Linked DNA regions of Homo sapiens: all the other regions are linked to region 1. Evidence: read pairs that join two places in POLR2A ChIA-PET (ENCODE). Cell type or tissue: PC-9. All regions are shown on one strand.

Region 1 (2,500 bases):
CACGGTGGCTCACACCTGTAATCCCAGCACTTTGGGAGGCCCAGGTGGGCAGATCACGAAGTCAGGAGATCGAGACCATCCTGGCTAACACAGTGAAACCCCATCTCTACTAAAAATACAAAAAATTAGCCGGGCATGGTGGCACGTGTCTGTAGTCCCATTTAGTCAGGAGGCTGAGGCAGGAGAATCGCTTGGACCTGGGAGGCGGAGGTTGCAGTGAACTGAGATTGCGCCACTGCACTCCAGCCTGGGTGACAGGGCAAGACTCTGTCGAAAGAAAAGAAAGAAAGAAAGAAAGAAAAGAAAGAAAAGAAAGAAAGAAAGAAAGAAAGAAAGAAAGAAAGAAAGAAAGAAAGAAAGAAAGAAAGAAAGAAAGAAAGAAAAAGAAACAACAGAGCTTTTGGCTGCTAAAGAGAAATTTTCTAATAGGGGAAATTACATGTGGTCAAAGTTATCCTGGAAATTCCTTAAGGATAAGTTGTACCTTTCTCCATGTTCTGCCGCAGGGTAGGCACAGAAGTAGAAGTGACTGGATAGCATCCCTGTTAGACTCTGAAAAAGGGGCCTTACATTTTCTGGGAATGAGGAGGGAGTTATCAGGGATGATGCTGGGAAGGGAGGTATTGAGCCATGAACTTCAAAATCCAGTAGTCCTGGGTTTCAGCCCTGTCACCTGCTAGCTGGGTGGCTTTGGGCATGTTTTCAACCCTTCCAGTGCCCTCATCTGTAATATATGGCAGGACAAAAACGTCTCTTAAAAGGGGGGTGAAGAGAATGAAATGAGGTGGCTGGCGTGAAGTGCTTCCCCAGCACACTGTCTAGCCCAGGGCAGACAAAGAGTTCATCCGAGTTCCCTTCCCAATACAAGCAGGCAACCAGCTAGAGGTCACCACCCCAGCCCACTCTCAAGGAGCTCTTCCCTCATGCCAGGCATTACCACACACTTGACACGGATTTTCCAATTCAATCTTTACAATCCCTAGTTTTTCAAATGAAGTCAAAGCTCACAGGGGTTAAGTCACTTTTCCAAGGACCCAGGGAACTGGGATTTGAACCCTGACCACCTGCCTCTCAAGACTACATTCCTGACCCTCTCTGCCAAGGTGTACATTAAAGGACGCATCTTCCTCCACACTGGACGCAGAGCCCAGCTTCCGGCTAAGGAGTGTGGGCGGCTGGAGCTGCCATGGAGTCTTATCTGTCCTGATATCAAACATGGGGCAGAGGGAGGGGAAGAAAGGAGGCTTGTCTTTGGGGTTTCAGCATCAGCTTACCAAACAACAAGAGTTTTCAATGCTGCTACAGGGTGACAAAGTGGTAAAACAGGTTTGCAGTGGCTCAGAGAATAATGGGAAGTGTTCTAACCAGAAGCTCTTGGACTGCAGTAGCCAGGAAGCAGAGAGAACCCATTCAGTAAAATGATGTGGGAGTGAGTAGCCCTTAAACTGTGTGCTCAGAAGCCATTTTGCTGCAAAGTGGAGGAATCAGGCTATTGCTTCAATAGGTCAAAAATAGGCATTTTCTAAGCTTATACTATTGCCCCAAACTGTCAATGGTGCTACTGAAGATTACCAAGAAGCATAAAGCATGGTTCCAGGCCTTAAAAAGTTCAGAATCCGGTTTGAGAGACAAGATTGGTATATGTATACACACATATATAAATAACACGTATATAACGTAGATGTAAACATACAGAAAGCCATAATTTATAATACTTTGTAAGACACAAAAATTACATACAATTTGTAATAATACAAAGCCATACTTTCTTACAGCATGTGTTGTGCTGAATTTGTGTGGCTCACCCCAGGCGGTGGGGACTTGTGGGGTGGGAAGACGTGAAAAAGAACCAACTGGTCCCTCAACGGATGACCACAGTTCCCTCAACTAATAGGGCTTGGAGATAGACAGCCAAAGGCTTGGGGCTATGGCCACAGAATGATGAGGGTGGATTTGAAATTCATGGAATGAGGAAAAGGTATAGCAGTCAGGGAGGGACAAAAAGCGAGAAACAGCCATCCATACAGGTGTGGCCTCCCTGGGAATGTAAGTGAGCTGCCCCCTTAGAAGGGAGAAATCTGCCGAGTGTCTTGCCTAGAGCTTCTAAGAGGGCTACCAGGTGACCTTCATAATGATTGTCCAGTGAGCCCATTGGATACACTGAACACAATTCAATGAATGAGTCTGTTACATGCTGTAGTTAATAACAACAATAAGCTAACATCTTTCTCTCTCCCTTTCTTAATTTCTTTCTCTCCTCCTCTCTCTCCTTCTTTTCTTTCTTTTTTTCCTTTTTTTCGAGACAGGGTCTCACTTTGTCAACCAGACTGCAGGGCTTGCTTTCTCTCTCTCTCCTTCTCTTTCTTCCTCTCTCCTTCCTTCCTTTCTTTTTTTCTTTCTTTCTTTGGAGAGAGGGTGTCACTTTGTCACCCAGACTGGAGGGCTTTTTCTCTTTCTCTCTCGTTCTTTTTCCTTTCCTTTCCTTCCCTCCCTCCCTCCC
Region 2 (2,500 bases), 57 kb before region 1:
TGACTCAAATGGAGCCACTGTCAAGATGGATATTTAAAAAAGAAAAAGACAGCTTAAAGGCAAAGCCTCAGGGACCATATCCTTAGAGATGATGGGGCAGATCGTAACTCTCCCCGTGGGCATCCGCTCGATCACTGAGTTATCTATACTCCCCCCAGAGGGCTAGTATTCCCCATCTAAGACCAGAAATCAGGCCTGTAGTCAGGATGGGAAGCTTCTATATTGAGAATGTGTCCCACCCCTAAGGAGCGCAAGGGAGAGTGGGTAGGATGACAGCACCCCCTGGGAGGTGGGAGCAGAGTGGGGATTTCTTTCTCGAGTCCTATTTCCAAAATCGGTGGGGTTGTGACAGGCCGATGCTATTGTGCTTGTGTGTCTAGCAGCTGTCAGTTCACTGTTGCAGGTCTCCTGAGAAGCTGTTTCTGTGGTTATTGATAATTAATTGTGATAATGATATTAATAGTCCTGCTAAGCTGACAAACACAGCAACTCCAGGGACAGACTGATGAAATAGCCACTGGGCTAGGCAGGGCCTCAACAGAACCAGACGCTGAATAGTAAAAATAATGACTGCCACATGGATAGAGCACCTGCTACGTGCCAGGTGCTTCAGTGACAGTTTCATTTAATCCTCAGACAATCCTAACATGATGGGAACTGAGGCCCAGAGAGATTAAGAAGCTTGTATAGTTGAACAGCTGGGGAGCATCAAAACCAGAGTTCAAGGCCCAGTCTGTTTGGTTCCAAGGCCACCAGCTCTCCTGGCTCCAGCCTGTAAGTAGGGCTCAGGGATGAAACTAATGTGCAGGTGGAAGGGTGTGCCATCTTGACAACTGGGGTAGATTCATATAAACTGGTTGCATGTGGTACCAGAAGGGGGCTTTCTCTTTCTTTCTTTCTTTTTTTTTTTTTTTTTTTTGAGACAGGGTTTCACTCCTTTCGCCCAGGCTGGAGTGCAATGGTGCTATCTCGTCTCACTGCAGCCTTGACTTCTCGGGCTCAAGTGATTCTCCCGCCTCAGCCTCTCAAGTAGCTGGGACTAAAGGCACGTGCCACTGTGCCCGGATAATTTTTGCATTTTTTGTAGAGACAAGGTTTCACCATGTTGCCCAGGCTGGTCTCAAACTCCTGGGCTCAAGTGATCCTCCCATCTCAGCCTCTCAATGTCCTGGGATTACAGATGTGAGCCACTGTGCCCAGCCTTTTATTCTACATTGTTTTAATCCAGTGGTGGCACTTGAAGGATATGTGTCCTACCGACCAGAAATGGGTATCAGGATAATTGATCCTTAAGTTGTAGTTGTTTACATGTTAAAGACTATGTTATATAAAAGAAAGACAGAAGCTACATTAAGTCCTTGAATTTAGCTTTCTCTAATATAAAGACACTTTAATGCATTTAATCTCAGACATGGTAGAGAATGTTGTCACCTTATTATTACTTGCATTTAATAGCTAGAGAAACTGATGCAGAGAGCAGTGAAATCATTTAGAATCACAGGAAGCTAGTTCAGGAATGAGAATTTAGGATGGGCTGTGTCTATTTGGTCAAAGTCAATCAACCCACAAATGTGGTAGCACTTCAGATGAATACATGGGGGCTGAGGAGAGCTGTAGGAAGGGTAATTCATTGTCCCTATCCATGGACTTCGAGTTCAGTGGGGGAACTCAAGACAGCAAAACTAACCAAGTGACATAGGTGAAGATGAAGATCGAACAAGGGAGGCACCCAGCAGAGGACGCCTTTTGTGCAGAGGCCAGTGGAAGGGGCTACTCACGATCAGACCCGAGGAGGCCAGAGGAAGGCCCTCAGGAGGTGGCTCTGAGCAACAGAGAGGCTGCAGGCTTTGGAGTTGGACTCCCAGCTTTGTACTTAGCAGCTGTGTGACCTAGAGCACAGTGCTTTGAGTTTTTGAGTCTTAGCTTCTGTGTCTATAAAATGGGGTTCACACAACTCACCTTACAGGGCTGTAAGATTAGATTACACAGAAAATATATTTTTTGGCTGTGGGGGCTGGAAGTGTTGCTGATTAGCATTTGAAATCCCATCCTGTGGGTGAGAAAACCCCACCTTATGACTTGGTGGGAAACAAAGCCAACCTCCCACTGATGAAGCTGAAAGTAGCAGAACCTTGCTTCTACTGCCTCCCTTGCAGCTAGAGGCAGGCACAGGACTAGCCTGTCAATTGGATGCAAATGCTCCAGGCCTTGAATCACAACCTGGTGACTTGCACCCAAGTCTATTACTATTGTCTCTTGAATTGAAACAGGCCACTCTTTCTCTCCTTCATTCTACAAATGTGCCAAGTTTGTTTTTATCTCAGGGAAAAGCCATTAATGGTAAGTAGTGGCAGTGGCAGCAGTGACCAGAGCTTCCATGCCAGCCATGGCAGGAACCTGGTGGAGGCATAAATATTGAATGCCAGGGGCAGCAACGGGGCCGGTGGGGGCCAGGTTTTGTGGCAGCATCGGTGAAGGTGTCACCCAATTGGCTTTGTGG
Region 3 (2,500 bases), 1.7 Mb before region 1:
TTCCCTGTGTCCCTGTGCCTCAGTTTTCTCATCTGTTGCCTGAGGGAGAGTTTGAACTGCACTATTGACCTTGCAAGATTGCGTGAAGATCAAATCTGAGATTTCAGTTTTGAACACACTGAAAAATATAAGAGCCTCATAGAAACATCAGCCAAAGTGATGTCTAAGGATAAATGTACTCCTGTCTCCACTGGCTGAAACCATCTGGATGGTATCACATTGTCTGTAGAATAAATATGAGTACTTCCTACGGTCCACAAAGCCCTGCCTGACCTCTCCCCTGCCAAGCCTCCAATATTGTTGTATGTCTCTTTCTCCTTCATCAGCCTCCTTTCTAATCTTCAAGAAATGCAACTTTCCTAGGGCTGGGTCTTGTGCTGGCTGCTCCCTCTGCCTGGCTCAGAGCTTTTCTCTGTTCTCATCTCTCAGGCTCAGCTCAAACCTTGTTCCCTCACAGAAACCTTCCCTGACACCTGAACCAAGTCAGATGCCCTGATGGACATACTCGTAGCATTTGTACTTGTCCTTCTTAGCTTTGATTTCCATTGCAGTTAATTATTTGTATGATGAGTACAGGTTCACAGTCAAATGTGCACATTCAGAGAGAAACTGACACGGAAATAACCATCCCCTACTCACCTTCACACAGACAAATCGTGCAGTAGCCATTTGGGCCTGACAGAGAAAATTCCTTTCTGGTAACATTCAGAAACTAAAAGTTCCTGAAGCCATATCCAACATTCTATCTGCAGATGGTTAATAATCAGATGCTCTTTATTAATTCAGCAAGTAATTATTGAGCACATCTACTGGGTGCCAGGATCTGTGTTCTGTCCTGAGGTGGCTGCAATGAACCAGATGGACAGGACTCTGGTCTCACGGAGTCTACAGGATGGTTGGGAAAACAGAAAACAAACAAGTAAATACATTAACTGGTCCTGAGCAAAATGTTTTCAAACAACCTGATCTTGATTAATTATCATGGGCCTCCCTGTAAATTAGGCCTGGGTAGCCCCCTTGTACAGAGAAGGGTCTGAGGCACAGAGAGGAGAAGGGATTCATGCAAGGGAATGGGTGAATGGCAGGGCTGGAATTTGTCCACTTTGTCACTCAGGGACATTGTTTCCCTCTTTGTCCAGCACATCCTACAGCCTGAGATTCAGATAGAATGAGTCAGAGGCTTTGGTGACTGAAATGGAGCTGAAATTTTGCATAAGCAGGATTTATTGAAAGCAGACCAGATGTCATCACCATCCTGCTGGAAACCAGGCTACTGCCATCTGTATTTTGGAAAAAACAACCACAATTAGAGCACTGCTGCCTGCACTTTAATTGACACACTATTCGGAAGGGTTGCCGGCTGCTCCTGGGGTTGAGTGCTGAGCCCTTTGGTTGCCCTTCAGAGAGCCCTAAGCTTATTGTCTCCCATCTCTCCTGTGCAAATTCTCATTCCCCAACCATTATCCCCATTAGATGGAATAAAATCAATCTCCTTCCCAAGGACTGTGAGGTCCTACCAGCTTCTTCTCCTTCATCCTCCTGACCAGAATAGTCTTTTGGTCGTTCCTCAAATGCGCCCAGCTCATTTCCTCTCCAGGGCCTTTGTACTTTGCTGTTCCCATGGCCTCCAGGAATGCCTTTGTTTCAGATATTTCCATGGATGGCTCCTTCACATGTCTGGCTTCACATGGCTGGCTGCTCAGATGTCACTTTTTCAGAGTGACTTCTTGGACCTCCCTATCTTAAATAGTGTCCCCAGTCACTGTCTGAGTCTTTACCCTGCTTTGGTTTAATTCATAGTAATAATCATCACCTGGCATCAGATTACATTTTTATATAATTGTATAACCTGCTTATGTTTTTATTGGTTGTTTCTCCCATTCAAAGGTAAGCTCCATGAGGGCAGGGAACGTTTTCATTGCTGTATCTTCTATACCCAGATCAGCACATGGCATAAAGTAAGTGCTAAGAAAATGTTGTCGAATGAATCAAATCAGAGCTAGAAGAACCCTCTCCCCTCACTCCGCAGATGAGCTATTTCATCCTTTTTGTTTTATAAGGAGAAACTTTCCCTAGTTAGCATAAAAGGCCGCCATTTGCATTGTAGTGAATGCAAGTGGCAGCTCCTCGAGCCTACACAGCTCAGGGGACTACAATGTGAATGGCTTATGGAGTTGTGCAGAAGGGCATCCTTGGACAAGCACAAGCCCTAAAATCAGACAGTTCTAAACTCAGGCAGTTTAGATTCTGACTCCACCACTTATTACCAATGGGGTATGAACTTCACCTCTTTGTGTGTCAGTTCTCTCATTTACAAGATGGGGGAAGTGGTAGAACTTGTTATGTAGGATTGTTCTAAGGATTTGATAATATACACAAACTGCTTTGCAATGCAACTTACACATAGTAAGTGCTCAAATATAAAAATAAAACTACGTGTATCTATGCCTGATAAGAGTGTAAGTCAGATGCTGAGAGATACATGTAGAAGCAATAGCAG

What was found. ChIA-PET counts read pairs that join two places held together with the same protein. Peaks named below come from ENCODE experiments on the same cell type or tissue, not always from the same donor. Only the 100,000 strongest peaks of a DNase experiment are listed, where the experiment ranks them.
Region 2: POLR2A ChIA-PET joins it to region 1 with 8 read pairs; 3 of 35 experiments call an interaction of 5 or more read pairs at or near these places.
Region 3: POLR2A ChIA-PET joins it to region 1 with 12 read pairs; 1 of 35 experiments calls an interaction of 5 or more read pairs at or near these places.

What each region holds. Positions count from the first base shown.
Region 1 is chr5:168,400,890-168,403,389 of GRCh38, reverse strand. The region is part of intron 5 of WWC1 (WW and C2 domain containing 1); the gene reads right to left. Among named protein-coding and RNA genes, the nearest start is that of RARS1, 84 kb to the left of the region's middle. In PC-9, no CTCF peak of the experiment used is centred here; DNase peaks (open chromatin) are centred at 1,309 and 1,949; H3K27ac peaks cover 2,163 bases.
Region 2 is chr5:168,457,674-168,460,173 of GRCh38, reverse strand. The region is part of intron 19 of WWC1 (WW and C2 domain containing 1); the gene reads right to left. Among named protein-coding and RNA genes, the nearest start is that of RARS1, 28 kb to the left of the region's middle. In PC-9, no CTCF peak of the experiment used is centred here; no DNase peak of the experiment used is centred here.
Region 3 is chr5:170,131,553-170,134,052 of GRCh38, reverse strand. No RefSeq gene overlaps it. Among named protein-coding and RNA genes, the nearest start is that of FOXI1, 27 kb to the right of the region's middle. In PC-9, no CTCF peak of the experiment used is centred here; DNase peaks (open chromatin) are centred at 1,182 and 2,312; H3K27ac peaks cover 1,611 bases.